Linked DNA regions of Homo sapiens: region 2 is linked to region 1. A link is a contact called in ENCODE Hi-C or POLR2A ChIA-PET data. All regions are on one chromosome and are shown on one strand. Each heading gives the region's core, a stretch centred on a gene start or an enhancer-like site at or near the end of the contact. The rest is flanking DNA. Distances are from core to core; before and after follow the strand shown.

Region 1 (7,791 bases), core at 2,928-5,427:
TTTTTCACAGAGTCGGGGTCTTGCCATGTTGCCCAGGCTGGTTTCAAACTCCTGAGCTCAAGTGATCCGCAAACCTTGGCCTCCCAAAGTGCTGGGATTACGAGTGTGGGCCACTGTGCTGGCTTATTATGTAAATTCTCAAAAATATATTAAAGTAGGGAGGATAGTATAATGAACCTTCTTTTACTCATTGCTCAACTTCAGCAGTTGTCAAACCACCAGTATACCCTCCCCATCTACCCTCAAACCAGATTATTTAGAAGCAAATCCTAGTCATTTTATCATGCTAAACAGAAATGCTTAGCATGTACCTCTACAAGAAAATAACAAAAAGGACTTCTGATTATTTACAAATCTTAATCTTGCTTCCCCTTCATTCCTCATCTATCCCAGGGCATGGATTAGGAAGCGTGAGTTCTAACCCTGGTTTGCCCCTTGCTAACCGTGTGAGCAGAGGCAAATCATTTAACCTTTCTGGACTTGCATTTTTCTCACCTGAGTGAGGGAACTAGATGATTTCTAAGATCCCTTCTAGTTCTAGAAATCAAAAATTCATGCAAGGGCCGTCCTTCAAGCCTCTAGAGACATACAGATTTGGTGCAGTATCTATTTACTGGTTTTTGTTTGTTTGTTTGTTTGTTTTGTTTTTTTGGTGCAGTGCCCAGTTCAGAGTCAAGACCCTCTCAATGAAGAGCCAAGCAAAAGTCCTAGAGGCTGCTGGTGGCGGAATCTTTAACCTGGAGCTTTAGGAAAGAAATAGGCCTTGGAGCTTCCCCTTTGTGCAGTTTCATGGTGCCCTCTGTATCTCTTCTCATAACCTCAATTTATCATTTTTTTTTTCTTTTTTTGAGATGGAGTCTTGCTCTGTCACCCAAGCTGGAGTGCAATGGCATGATCTCTGCTCACTGCAACCTCTGCCTCCCAGGTTCAAGCAATTCTCCTGCCTCAGCCTCCTGAGTAGCTGGTATTAGAGGTGCCCGCCATCATGTCCAGATAATTTTTTTGTATTTTTAGTAGAGACAGGGTTTCACCATGTTATCCAGGCTAGTCTCAAACTCCTGACCTTAGGTGAGTGATCCGCCCACCTTGGCCTCCCAAAGTGCTGGTGTGAGCCACCCTGCCCTGCCGGCGACCCGTCACTTTATTAAACAACAGGAACTGATTTCTGTCATGTTCCAGGTGACTGTTAAGGAATAAGAATACTCATTTTATGGGCAAATAAACTGAATGTGAAGTAAAGTAGGTGCATCTCAGGTTGCCTGGTGAAAGAAGGATTAAGTCTGGTATAGGGTTTGTCTTTTAAAATTGTGGAAAACATGCATATCGTAGATTGACTTTTAGGGAAAGATGTGGGTCCTATTGGGTTAATGGCGGAATCTTTTGGTAAGATCATGCCCAGCCCTGAGGACTGTTGCCAATGCCTCCCTCACCACGTGTGCCATGTGCTCTTGAGGACATCCTGTCATTGGCTTCCCACACCATCATTACATCTGGAACAAAGGACGCATAAAAAGTGAGTGGCCCAGCGTGGCTCAGCTGGTAAGTGAAGGGCATGGGCTTGGACCCAGGACTTCCAGCTGCTGCAGCATGTGTCCTGCTCCCCTACAGCTTGAAGAGGGCTAAATGAGACTGGAGGACTTCTTAGAAAAAGAGACTTGATTATCAGCGTAGTGGGAGAAGAGCAAATGCTTATGAATACTGCACCTGTGCTTTAAAAGTCACCATGAGCTGGGCGTTGTGGCTTACGTCTGTAATCCCAGCACTTTGGGAGGCCGAGACAGGTGGATCACTTGAGGTCAGGAGTTCGAGGGCAGCTTGGCCAACATGACAAAAACCCCATCTGTACTAAAAAAAAGAAAAGAAAAGAAAAGAAAAGAAAGAAAGAAAAAAAATTAGTCAAATGCGTTTGCTTGAACCCAGGAGGTGGAGGTACACCCTGGGCGACAGAGAGAGAGAGGTAAAAAACAACAACAACACCATGACCCAGAGAAAGAAAGAAAAAAAATGAAGTTCCCAAATGGAAAAAGCCCCTAAAATTACCATTTTAAAACACAGCCCTAATCAGCTCTGGGGATTTGCAGGAAACTCATCGAAGCTATTGATAGGAACTATTGTTTTGGTGCCAGGGTTTTCAATTGGGAGTTAGATTTAAAAGGACCAAAGATGACATCTGATATTTCAAACAGAAACCGACATTTCTCAGTGGAAAACTTTCCGGGCCAGTGCATTTTGGGGTTGGTTACTGTGCTTGGAGACGCCCCTGAGTTGGAGGACACACTTCTGGCTGATGTGAGGGGCTTCTGAGGAGGGCCAAAATGTACACTCTTTGTGTTCTTGCACCACGGCTATTAGACTGTGAGACTCTGTCCTTAGCAGGAAATGGTAAAGGAATCAGCAGGAAGCCTAAAACAAGGGAAGGGAAACTCCTCCCTCCTATCAAAGGCCAGGCAAGGGCGAGGATGAGAATGGAAAGTGGGGCACGTGCATTAAGCCGTCTGGGGGAGCGGTAGGGATAGACATGTTGAAATGGAGAGTGGTTGAATCTTGAAAGGAAGTAAGGAAAATGTATATGCCACAAGGGCAAGGATGTATGATAGGCTTGTATTTATTGTATAACTTTATTTTATTTTATTTTATTATTTTTAGTTTTTTGAAATAGAGTCTCTCTCTGTCACCCAGGCTGGAGTGCAATGGCACGATCTTGGCTCACTGCAACCTCTGCCTCCCGGGTTCAAGCGATTCTCCTACCCCAGCCTCCCGAGTAGCTGGGACTACAGGCACTCGCCACCACGCCCGGCTAATTTTTTGTATTTTTAGTGGAGACGGGGTTTCACGGTGTTAGCCAGGATGGTCTCGATCTCCTGACCTTGTGATCCACCCACCTCAGCCTCCCAAAGTGCTGGGATTACAGGTGTGGACCACAGCACCTGGCCTTTATTGTATAACTTTAATATGGAGCCTTAGTCCTCCAGAAATCTGCACCATGCCCAGGGAAAATGCTGTTCCTTTATTTACATGAGGCAGAGGTTTGTGTTGTTTGCTGAGGTCCAGCAGCTCACTGTGAGGACAACCTCTCCCTCGTTCCTGATTTCTGGCTTATTCAAGGCCAGAGGACCCAAAACTCGAGTTGAAAATTTTGACTAGGAGAACAGATAAAAATAGAAATGGAATCCATCTTAAGAAATGCTCAATGTGAAGGAGAGGGGAATGCAAAATAGTTTTTCTGTTTTACCACAGTCTTTGTAACTGAAAATCCTATGTTCTTGAGATAGAGAGAGAGCCAATGATCCAATGCAAGAAACTGAGTTTAAGAAGAAACTGTTTGCTGGGCACGGTGGCTCACGCCTGTAATCCCAGCACTTTGGGAGGCTGAGGCAGGCGGATGGCCTGAGGTTGGGAGTTTGAGGCCAGCCTGGCCAACATGGTGACACGTCGTCTCTACTAAAAATACAAAATTAGTCCAGCGCAGTGGTGTACGCCTGTAATCCCAGCTACTCAGGAGGCTGAGGCAGGAGAATTGCTTGAACCCTGGAGATGGAGGTTGCAGTGAGCTGAGATCGCGCCACTGCTCTCCAGCCTGGGTGACAGAGTGAGACTCCATCTCAAAAAAAAAAAAAAAAAAAAAAAAAAGAAGAAAAAGAAGAAGAAGAAACTGTTCATCTGAAATCCGACAACTCATTCTTGAAGGTTAGAGCTCAGCTTTGAAGTTTCACTTCACGAGCTTGGCTCAGTGAGGTATGTTACTCCCCGGTGAAAAAGAAAATGAAGAGAATGTTTTATGTTGAAAGTGCTTGGTGACGAAAAGGCAGCACCTAGATCCCTTATCTCATAAAAAATGCAGCAGATTCTTAATATTAGCAATCTAGTGTTTAGATTGTTACCTGAAGAAAGGAAAAACAAACTGTCCCAAATGCTGATTCTACTGTTTCGGTGGGAAAAAAAAATGTCTTGCAGGCAAGTGGCAAACAACAAAACTTTTGAAAAAGCAGGCCTGGGGGGAGTCCAGTACAGTTTCATAATGGGTATGAATAGTTATTTTACTGTGTTCCCCCCACCCCCTTTCTTTCTGGGTTTTGATGTGGATGTCTTTCTATTTGTTCAGGAAATTGTGACGTGTGTTCTGGGCAGGGTTTGAGGTTTTGGAACATTTTCTAAAAGGGACAGAGAGCACCCTGCTACATTTCCTAATCAAGAAGTTGGCGTGCAGCTGGGAGAGCTAGACTAAGTTGGTCATGATGCAGAAGCTACTCAAATGCAGTCGGCTTGTCCTGGCTCTTGCCCTCATCCTGGTTCTGGAATCCTCAGTTCAAGGTAAGACTCAGGAGTCTTGTTCCCCAGCCATCTTCTCTGTAAGCCCTGTGGTCCATGCAAGTCATTATATTCATTTTAAGGCATAGAATGTATAATATTGTGAGAAAGGAGGCAAAGAAGAAGGATTTGGGGTCGCTGAACCCTTTAATATGAGTTCTGTTAAGTTTGGTACCAAGAAAAATTAAACTCTGTGGCGTGTGCAGTCTTGTAAACTCTTACAATGATTGAAATGTGCTATTTTGGGATGAAAATGTGAGGTTTATAAATTTTAAAAGCTCAAAAAAGGAATCTAGAAAATGACTCCTGTGCCTGTTGCATGGAGGAGATGGCACCTTTGACTGTTGGGGGGTGTCTGCCTACCCCTAAGTGTCTACATCAGCCCCAAGTTTTAGTGCGCTGTGACGGTGTCATTGTTATTTTAACACTGGGAGACGTTATATTCCAATTGGGGTGAATCTGACTGTGTGTATTTTCTTTTCTTTTTTTTTTTTTTAAAGATAAACTTGGTTCTTACTGAAAACTCAATTATGGTTAGACATAGTTCATGTAAAACCTCTCAGATTTTAAAGAGAAGGCCAAATAATTTGGTATTTGTGCTCTTGCTCAGAGAAGCATCATATTCGGAAATATCTTCCTAGGTTTATCTACCATTTAGTGTTGTTTAGTCAGACTGAAACAACTTAAAACCTGTAATGACTAAGACAATGAAAATGATAGGCTTGTAAGAAAAATACAATTTGTTATTCTTTGGCAAATAAGGAATCATGTCTAAATAAGACGGAGGTCATGGCTTGATAGAGAGATGGCTGAACCTATAGTAGAAAAACACTAGGTTCCGCCAAATGGTAAGGGAAATGTTGAGTCACAATGACACACATGTCCTAGATTTGTTTCGTCAAAGCGACTTTTGGTTGTCATGATCTTACTTCCGGTGGAGATGAAATCTTACAGATGATCGCAGAGACATTCATTTTATGTTGGAAATTTATAAAATCATTTTCTTCTAGTTATGCTAATGCTGAAAAAAGAGCAAGTAATGTTTCTGGAACGTTATTAATTTATGTATTTTTAAAATATAAAACATTGTCAATTGTAGGGAACAGGCTTCACTGGGATCTTTTAGGGAATATCTTCAGCTTGATGAAATAATTCCCGAATAGCCAAGTGGTCTGACAAGATCGAGAGTAATGAGGCCCATACTTTAGTACAGTCTTGAATGGCCAGATGGTGCTGGGCATACCCCAACCAGAGATATGTAAGTCTTTATGTTGTCAAAATTTCCCAGAAACATGAATTTCCCACTAAGATTCATTAAGGAAAACTAGAATGAAAACAAAAACGTTCCTTGTATAATATTCATTAGAAAGAAATGAAGAAGGCCGGGCATGGTGGCTCACGCCTGTAATCCCAGCACTTTGAGAGGCCAAGGTAGGCAGATCATGAGGTCAGGAGTTTGAGACCAGCCTGGCCAACATAGTGAAATCCCGTCTCTACCAAAAATACAAAAAAATTAGCCGGGCATGGTGGCACACACCTGTCATCCCAGCTACTCAGGAGGCTGAGGCAGGAGAATTGCTTGAACCTGGGAGGTGGAGGTTGCAGTGAGCTGAGATTGCACCACTGTACTACAGCCTAGGTGACAGTGCAAGACTCTGTCAGAAAGAAAGAAAGAGAGAGAGAGAGAAAGAAAGGAAAGAAAGAAAGAGAAGGAAAGAAAATAATTCATCATGAAATTGTATAGAATACTAGCATTTATGTCATGACCTCGTAGGTTTAGCTCTTTGTTAGAAAAGGAAACCATAGAAAGAGACAAGGGAGAAACTGACAAACTAGGGTGTTTCCGAAAAAAGGCTCTCAGTATCGGGCTCAAGGGCTTGTGCCCACATCTGAGCATGCAGGGAAATAGATGTCCCCCACTGGCTGCACATGTGAGTGACTGCGGCACAAGGCTGTGATGTGAAGAGTCGTGACACCATTTCCTCACACCTCCACGCAATGCCAGATATGATTCGACAACATTCTTCCTGTCTTATAAAAAGTGTTTATCTAGCCCGTTGGTTTGGCAGATGAAATCAACTAGGCTTTTGGCTTGCTTTTACTGAGCATATTCAAAACCATTTCAGGTCACTATAGTGGTTTGCTCGGGTTGCCATAACAAAGTACCACGGACTGAGTGGCTTAAATAACAGAAATGTATTTCCTCACAGTTCTGGAGATGGGAGTCCAAGATCAAGGTGCTGGCAGGGTCGATCGCATTCTGAGGCCTCTCTCCTTGGCTTATAGATGGCGCCTTCTCCCTTGTCTGCACATGGCCTTTCCTCCATGCATCCGTGTCTTAATACCATCTTCTTAGAGGGTCACCAGGCATTGGATCAGGGCCACCCTAATGGCCTCATCTTAACTACCTATATCTGCAATGACCCTATTTCTGAACAATTTCACATTGTGAGATTCTGTGGGTTAGAACTGGAACATATGAATTTGGTGGTGGTATATTTTTATTATAAGTCAAACCCAAGTAAAGATGTGGGGTAAGATTGTGTTTACCAAGCACAAAGAAATGGAAATTTGGGGATGTGTAACTCTGGAGAGCACAGATGACTAATCTATTTAATGTAGGGCTCCAGGGGATTTGATGAGGCCTGTGAATCTTCCACTTTTATTGCCTCTCTTTTCCAATGACACCCATAAAGAAAAAAAATGGAATATCCATGAACAGGTGCAGCCAAGGAGGCCAGGCCCGCCATGTGTCCACTGTATACTGTCTCCTAGCTCACAGGAATGATACTGATCCACTCCTTGTGCTGCTCTTTGTAAAGTGATTTCACATCCATTCTCTGGTAATCATCATCACATTCCCTGTGATGAGGAATTAGCACCAATTATAGAGGAGAAAACTGGATCTGACATTTCTCATCTCATTTGCTCTATACATTAACCTCTTGCAAAAAATTTGTGAGTCTTGCCCAAGACCCATTACAACTAATTAACGGCTGAACTGGTCGTCTGATTTCAAGGCCAGAATTAACTTTCTACTGCAGCTCATGGATCAGAGGTTTTCTTTATTTAAACAAACAAACAAAAAATCCTTTGACCGTAGCCCTTGCTATAACGTTTCCCACTGAGTTGAGGGAGAAATTGAAAGTAAACTTAGGAGCTTTTTATAGCTTGTCAAACCATGCAAGAGTGGGGGAAGCTTATCCATCTTGTGGAATTGATAGACCAGGAGGAAGTAACTCCGGCTTAGATAATGCTACCATTTTGAATAAATCAAATGGTCTTCTTTTCCCCTTCATGGTAGTTGCTGCTTAAGTTTCTCTAACATGCCTGCAGTAAGTTTCCATTAAGAATAGGAAATTAGGCTCGGTACAGTGGCTCACGTCTGTAGTCTTAGCACTTTGGGAGACCGAGGAGTGTGGATCACTTGAGGTCAGGAGTTCAAGACCAGCCTGGCCAACATGGTGAAACCCCCATCTCTAC
Region 2 (7,791 bases), core at 2,717-5,216, 550 kb after region 1:
GAGGGCCGTGGAGAGGGGGACTGCGCCTGCCCCTGAGCTGCCTCTGCAGGTGCTGCACCATGGCCCACAGCTTCTGTACTGGCAGCTTTGGCTCCAGAGTGGCTGCCTTGTCCAAGGCACCTGGGATCCCTGGCTGGGGCGGTGCTGGGCTTTTAAGAGCAGAGTTGCCCCTCCCGCAGCTGTTAGAGAAGAAACACAGCCACTTCGCTGTGCTCCTGAAAGCTGAGGGGCTTGTTGCTGGTGTTGAATGTCAGGACTGGATGCTGTTTGTTGAGAGTGTATGGAGTGCCTGGCCCTGTGCTAAGCACGTTATGTCATTTAATTGTCACTAGCACCTTATGACATAAATATTGTCACTGTCATCTTTATTTCACGACAGAGGACATGGCAGAGGGTTTATAACTTGCTGTAGGACCCAGAGCGAGCTGGGTGGAGCTAGGATTCAGAGACCTACAGCCCTTGCTCTTGACCACTCCTCTCTTTTACCTCTGGCCGTACCTGCATCAGCATCGCCTAGAAACCTGCAGATACAGATGCCCAGCTGTACTACCTGCTAAGACCTGCCTGCAGCCCCATGAGATCAGCTGTGTGGGGGCAGAGGGCACAGAAGTTGGTGCAAGGGTGCTGGCTGCAGCTGCCCAGCTGGGTGGCCTCAGTGGCTTCCCAGTCCTGGGTCACAGTCATGGAGATTTAGCTCTCTTCCCTGCATTCCCGAATGCATATTTTCATTGCAAAGTGACAAATCCAGTGATCTCTCAAAGGGTTAAGTGGGGGCAGGGGAGGGAGGCAGCAGAGCTCTGCTGCCAAAACTAGATAGAGAACCTGCAGCCTGCCCAGCCAGTAGGACAAGCAAGCCTACCCCGCCTGGTGCTGCCACCCAGTGCCCAAAAGAGCAGCAAGAGAAAGTTCAAGAAGCAGGTAGAGTGAGAGCTTCAAAGAATTACAAAGGGGGTGTGTATGGAGGGGTGTATGTGTGTGCCTCTGAGCCTCTGGTTTGAGGCTGGGGGCAGGGCTGAAACCAAATGGCTTTAGGGACTCAGAGTTTGGAAGGAGAAGGTTGGAGCTACTTGAGATGAAGCTGGAGGGCCACTGCCCCAAGTGCCCAGGCAGGTGGGGCACAGGGCTGGGAGCCAGGGCTGGTCTGCATTGGCCCAGCGGCCAGCTCCAGTCCCTCTGGTGGGCGGGGGCCCTGCTGGGGGCTGAATGCCTGCTTCCCATTCCCGGCTTCAGCTCTGTTAACCAGAGGCCTTGGCACAACCCAGCATCTCCCTAAACCTCCGTGTCCTCATCTGCACCTCCCACAGTGAGAGGATCAAGTACATTAATTCATGGGAAGCACTTAGCCGTTTCTGGCACAAGTTAGTGCTCAATGTTACTGTATTCACAGAGAAATGGTATTAGGACTCACTTAACATTTTTTTTTTTAACAGCAGCTCACATCTTAAATTAATTTTTTAAAAGGAAGCTTCATATTACTATTGTAAATGGAAAGCCAATACTACTTGCCATTCACAGTAGGTATTCGTACAAATGAATCCAGGACAAAACGAATGATATTCCATTTTAGCTAGTCACTGCCATTGTCCAAGCCCTTAGCCTGATGCCTGCTTTCTTTGTTAAAAAAGTCAGTTTATGAAGATTGGGAGTGGTGCAGAAGCCTCACTGGCCCCTCACTGAGACATTCTCCTCGATGGATTCAGAGGACTGAAGAGAAACAAAGAGGAATGACTTCCTCACCATCCGATTCGGTGCTGTGTTTGTAAATTGCTTATAATCATCTTGTGCACCACCCCAAATCATTTCACTCCCTGGCGGGTAAGAGTACCCCACAACTGCGGGAAACATGGTATGATCTTGAGCAAGCTATTTTAAAAGTCTTACTCTTTGTAAAGTAATGCATTCGTGTGGTTCAGATGATATAATGTACAAATGTATATAGAGAAAAGCCTTTCTCCCTCCTCTGTCCCCATCCATCCATCCCTCCTCCACTCCACTATAACTACTGTTCTTAGTGTCTTCTAAATACTTCCAGAATTTAGTTATGCAAATATGAGCAAACATGAATATACTATTTTTTCTTTTTTTATACAAATAATAGAAAAATTTGACACGTTTTTCTCTGCCTTTTGCATTTTTCACTTAGCAGTGTATCTTGGCACATTTTATATGAGTACATGAAGAGCATTTTCATCCTGCAGTATTTTGGTGTTTGAGTTGTCGACCCTGTCTTGGGCTCACCTGTACCATGGGGGATTGACTCAGTTGACCCTCAGGGCCTTGCAGCTCTGACCCTGAACCAACCCATGGGGTTTTTCCCTGAAATGTGGGGATCTTGACAGAACTGTCTCCCTTTCTCCAGGGCCCAAGGGGAGATATCACAACCTTATAGGGTTTCTCAGTCTCCTTTGCAGTTGGATAGGGTGCAATTTCTGCCCTCATCTGGCTCCTTGAAAAGGCGCAGTGGCCTCACCTGAACACTGCCTCCTGGGTCACACTGCACCCTGAGACGAGCTGAGAGGGACTCCCCACAACCTCTGACAGGCAGGGAGTGACCCCCGCCTGGCCTCCCTCATTCTGGAAAAACAAACAGGCTGGGCTAGACTTCCACGAAGGCCCCTTTCAGCTCTGAGACCGACACCTACCACAGAGGGCCTTGCCCTTAGTAGACGCTTGATGGACTTTGCTGCTGCCTGGCCTGGCATTGCCAACGTCATTGTCCAACACGTTGCTGTCCCCACTTCCTCTAACACCCCATTTTCTTTCTTTTTTAAAAAAAATTAACTTTTCAGTTCAGGGGTACATGTGCAGGTTTATTGTATAGGTAAACTTGTGTCATGGGGGTTTGTTGTACAGATTATTTCATCACCCGGGTATTCAGCCTAGTACCCACTCATTATTTTTCCTGATCCTCTCCCTCCTCTCATACTCCACCCTCTGAAAGGCCCCAATGTGTGTTGTTCCCTTTTATGTGTCCAGTAACACCCCATTTTCATGAACATCTGGATTAAGGAAGTTAAGAAAAGCCTTGAGGAGAGACCAAGACCCCAGCTTTCTTGCTCTGAACTGGGTAATGAACTCTCAATGCCCTTTTGCAGGGACCTGAGGGACCCCCACCACCTTGGTGTGTAGACTGGAAAGGTTGTGAAAGTTGTCTCATGGCGCCACCTGGTGGAATTTTTGGACAGGAGCAGGAACTCCCTCCTGCAAATATACTACAAATGGATTCATCTGCTCTCCTGCTCCCGGTTAGTGCTCACCTCAGCCAGCCCAGGCTTGGTATTACCTTGTATTTTGGAAAGGTTTCTGGTGGAGAGCATGCACAATTCCATTATAATTTCTCATTCACTGTGGTTTCGTCCTGGGTTGAGCCTAGTGCCGGGAACATTCATAAGTTTTGTTTCATTTCATCCTCTCCCAAGCAAAGAAAAATATATGTCCTTCCTTTTTCCCAGAGTAAAGGAATTTATATGTGGCCACAAAGTTGGCAGGCAGCAGATCTGGAGCCTGCCTCGCCAGCCTCCAGCAAACTGAATCTGGGAGCCCTAGGGAGGGTGGAAGGTGGCTGTGGAACCCCCAGGGAGAGGGTTTGTCGCCGGGGTCTAGTCTTGAACCAGACCTTCCAGTATTTGAGTTTTCAGCCTAGGAGACAGAGTGAGAAGTTTTAGACTTGGTGGCCCAGGGTTGCTGTGATCATGTTAGTGGAAGGGGCTTGCTTACTGTTTAAGGCTGCACTCTCTCTAGGTGGGGGTGGCTATGTCTAGCCCAGCCTTACCCAGTGCAGCACCCACCAACGCCTCACACTTGCCTGTCCTTACTCAGAGCCTGGCGCCAGGTGGTTCCCCTCAATGAACGTGATATTTGTGACATGGGGCCCATTGCCTAGCTCTTGTCTTTTTCACTGGAGGCAAGAAGCAGGCGAGTCAGACAGGCTCCCCATTTGGTAGCTTTGGGCAAGTTCCTTACTGTGCCTCATCTGTGAAATGGGGATGACGTGTCATCTAGGGCGGTGTTGAGCTGCAATTGGAAGACGTGTATGCAGTGCCTGGGGTGTAGCGGTGTGCCATGGATGAGGGTTTGTATCAGATCACCTCCTACAGGGCCCATTAGTGAAAATTGTCTGCCCTCAGTCAAGAAAATGTAAAATGCAATTTGCTTTCGAAATTCTGGGAGGAAAAAAAAATAGAAAAATTTCCCAATATGTCTGCTTACCAGTATCATGCAGTGAAGACATCTGCCTCTGAGGCATGGGCCTGTGTGAGCACGCTTGTCAGTCTATGAGGGGGTGTGTTTGTTTTTTCTTTTTTGCAGCTTTGAGCTCAGCTAATCCTGAGAAATCACTTTCTTCTGATGAAGTGGCTAAAATCTGGACGCTGTCAGCAAGGGAACATACAAGCCAACCACAAGTGCCTCCAACAGCGTGTTCCTTTTCCTGTGATAGTTGTTCTCAACCTAGCAACACCACCAGTTCATCTGGGCAGCTTTAAAACATGCAGCCTGGGTTCCAGTTCCAGAGCCATGAGCCAGCCTTCCTCCAGGTGGGAGCTGCCCTGTCCCCGGGGAGCAGGGTTTGTGGCTCCTTCCCTCTCACATGGCAGACTGAGTTTCTGAGGGCAGGGATCATGCTCAGCTCTTTTTTGTATTCCCAGTCCCAGACAGGGGCCCTGGCCCTTTGTCAAAACTTGGGGACTGCTCTGCAAACTGCATGAGAAGGCATGAGGCACTAGCCCAACTAAAGGGAGGAGGGGACCCCAAAAACAGAGCCCATTCTTCCTGCCTTGACTGGGTTGGATCCTGGTGACTTCTCTGTCACCTGTGTACTCAGGGACATTATTCTCAAGTTGTAAGTGCAGGTAGCTCTACCCCGCAGCACGTGTGGGATGAAGAAGGAAGGAAGAAAGAAAGGAGGGAGGCAGGGAGGGAGGGAGGAATGAAAGAACCTAGGTCAATAGTATAAATGTAGCTCTGAGCCGGGGGTCCCAAGGCTCCCTGTGACATCTGCCTGTATCCCAGCCTCTCTTTAAATGAAGAAGCAGCCTTCCTTGAAGACCCACCAGGTGGGAACTGCTGCCCACTCCAGAAGCCTGGGGAGGGTTTCTCTCAAGACTGTGGCATTCGCGCTTCTCTCTCCCTCCTCTGCTGCACTTGCTTTTCCTTGGAGTCAAGTGACAGGTCAGGCCCAGCCCAGGGTGCAGAGGGTGCAGTGACCCTGGGACACATGGATGTTGTGGGAGTGACTCATTGTGGCCTCACAGCTCAGGAAGGGGGTGCATGTGCTGTCTCCTTGCCTCTGCCTTATTCCAGGGGAGTTAGACTCTTGCCTTTTGCTCCCAAGCCCTTGAGAAACCAGGGCTGGATCTACTTGGGATCTAACTACCAGTGCCCTAGTTATGCAGGAGTTAGAAACTGAAATGCCCTCAGGGACCAGATAGGTGCCAGAGAACCGTGAGAAGCAGCTGGGTCCCAGGCACCAGGGAGGGGTGCGGTCTGTGGAGGACTGGGCGGGGCAGACCCCGCTAAAGGCTTCATCGCGCTGCACAGCACGTTGCGGGGTAAGGCTGCCACCACTGCAGCAGGGATATTGGTGCTCCTCCTGGCTCACAGCAGGCCCTGGGGTCTGTGTTCTGGCTCCTCCTCCCCCAGGAGCTGCGTGGTCTCAGGGAATTTAGCTGCTCTGCTAAGCCTCAGTTTTCTCTATAAATGGGGGAAATAATGCCCCCTCTTGGGGTTGACGTGCAGGAAAAGGGGAAGTTTTATATTCCTTATGTATTCCATAACATATTCTTGATATAGCACCTCTATTTGTTTTCTATGCCATGTCACAAGTCACCAAAAACTTAGCAGCTTAAAACAACACACATTTAGTATCTCACAGTTCCTGGGCATGGCTTAGCAGGTCCTCTGCAGAGCTGCCAACAGTGCCAGTCAGAGCTGGATTCTCATCTGGAGGCTCGACTGGGAAGGGTCCACTTCCAAGCTTCCTAGAAAGAATAAGCTGCGCTTTCTTGCAGGTATAGGACTCACTGCAACTTGTTTCTTCACAGCCAGCAACGGAGAGAGACTCCAAAGCTAGCTCTGGACATCCCCTCCCCTTTGCCGTGTTCTGTTGGTTGGAAGCCAGTCACAGGTCCCACTCACCAGGGGAGGGGATCACAGAAACGCATGAACACCAGGAGGCTGGGATCATGGGGTCACCTTAAGTCCATCAACCATAGCACCTGATAGCTTGATGGCCACGATTACAATTGATTGGGTGCCTACCATGTACCAGGCAGGGTGTAGAGGATTTCACACATATTATCCCATCTATTTAAGTTGTTGTATTGATAAACTTAAGACTCAGAGAGGCAGGGAACTTACCTGAACTCACTCAGCTGTTAAGTGGCAGGATTTAAACCCAGGTCCCTCTGCTCCCCATTTCTTGGGTCTTCCTTGGACATTACACTCAAGGCCACAGTCAGCATCAAGCTGTCCCTGAGGAGCCCTCCAACACCTTAAGGTACTTGTTTCAGAAGTCACTTATCTCCCTGGGTTCAAGTCCTTTAACTTGTTCAATCAGGCCCTGTCCTTGGCTGCTGAGTCTCTGTCTCACCTTCTTTCGGCTCCGTCCTCAGACGTCTCTAGAAATGGTTCAAGCTTCTTGTCCCTTGATTTGTCTGTCCAGTGATTCTTCTGTCTCCTCTCAACTCCTTCCTGCTTAATCAGCGAATTCCACAAATAGCCACTGAGACTCCCTTCTATAGGAAGGCCCTGTGCTGGGTGCTGCCCTCCATCTTCCCCCAAGGTTCTTACAGTCTAATGAAGAGGCGGTGTGTGCAACACTAACTCCACTTCAGCAGTTCAGTGAAAACAACACCATCTTTAGACAATATAAAAGTCATTTTCTCCCTGTAAGTTAGGAGTAGAGAATACAGAGGGGGCTTAGGTACCTTCACAAGGTTATCAGGAATGCAGGCCCCTCATCCAGCACCTGTGCCTCATCGTTCAAGATGGCTGCAAAGCTCCAGCCATCGTGCTGTCATTCCCATCAGCAGGAAGAAGAAAGAGGTGAAGACAAATCATCCGTGACCACCCAGACGAGGTCAGCTTCCTGGTCATATGCTCCCTTGGCGTCTTTGCTTCCTCATCACAATGCAGAGAAACTCATTCTTTGTGTCCTTGTTTGATGTTTATTCACGACTCTCCCTTGCCTCCCACCAGGTGAGAAGCTCCATGAAATCTGGCCTCGTGTCTGTCTTCTTTGTTGTTCTAGTCCTGCGGTCCACCGCAGTGCTTGGCATGTAGTAGGTGCTCAATAAGTAGTTACTGATGGAAGGAACACTCAAGATTGTACTTTAAACATGCTCTTAATATTGGGATGAGTCAGAGTTGGCCTGGCCCAAATCTGGAATCTTCTGAATTGGAGTCTGTGACGATGAGTGCTGCTAAGGGCTGTACATACATGACCTTGCTTAATCCTCAGCAGAACGCTGAGAGGAAGATTCTGCCATTTTCTTCAACTAGCAGATGAGAAGACATCATGAGATTGTGGAACTACTAACGGAAAGCTGTGATTTGAACTTGGCTCTCCAACTCAGAACCTCTATTCACTTACCTAGTGACTTTCCAGGACACCAGGGTGACCACAGTCCCCTCTAGACCCCCCTCCTGCAGCCCTGGCTGGCTCCCTTGATTGCCAGCAGGCAGCTCAGTAGCCGTGTGCTCAGTCACAGGTGCTGAGGAAGCATCGTACACTTGGCCCCTTGTCCTGAAGTGGGGCTTCACCTGCAGAAAATGGAGGAAGGGCAGGAGGTG

The links. A loop is a pair of places that touch in the nucleus more often than their neighbours do. ChIA-PET counts read pairs that join two places held with the same protein, here RNA polymerase II (POLR2A). Pooled maps may share reads with other maps.
Region 2: a loop to region 1 is called in a map of PC-9, with 9 times the contacts of the local background. The contact joins the enhancer-like site here to the promoter of SRGN in region 1. A Hi-C loop is called at or near these places in 1 of 168 maps with a recorded cell type or tissue (PC-9) and 2 of 50 pooled maps. POLR2A ChIA-PET finds 5 or more read pairs at or near these places in 1 of 52 experiments (activated CD4-positive, alpha-beta T cell).

Annotation. Positions count from the first base shown.
Region 1 is chr10:69,083,926-69,091,716 of GRCh38, forward strand. SRGN (serglycin) reads left to right here and starts at 4,178. Exons shown (of 3, transcript NM_002727.4): 1 at 4,178-4,311. The coding sequence starts at 4,233. RefSeq lists enhancers at 2,492-2,661, 4,309-5,508 and a silencer at 6,207-6,386.
Region 2 is chr10:69,636,250-69,644,040 of GRCh38, forward strand. No RefSeq gene overlaps it. Among named protein-coding and RNA genes, the nearest start is that of FAM241B, 9.9 kb to the left of the region's middle. Within about 2 kb of position 3,967, at least 2 of the 41 ENCODE cell types and tissues checked have a DNase peak (open chromatin) inside an H3K27ac peak, as active enhancers do.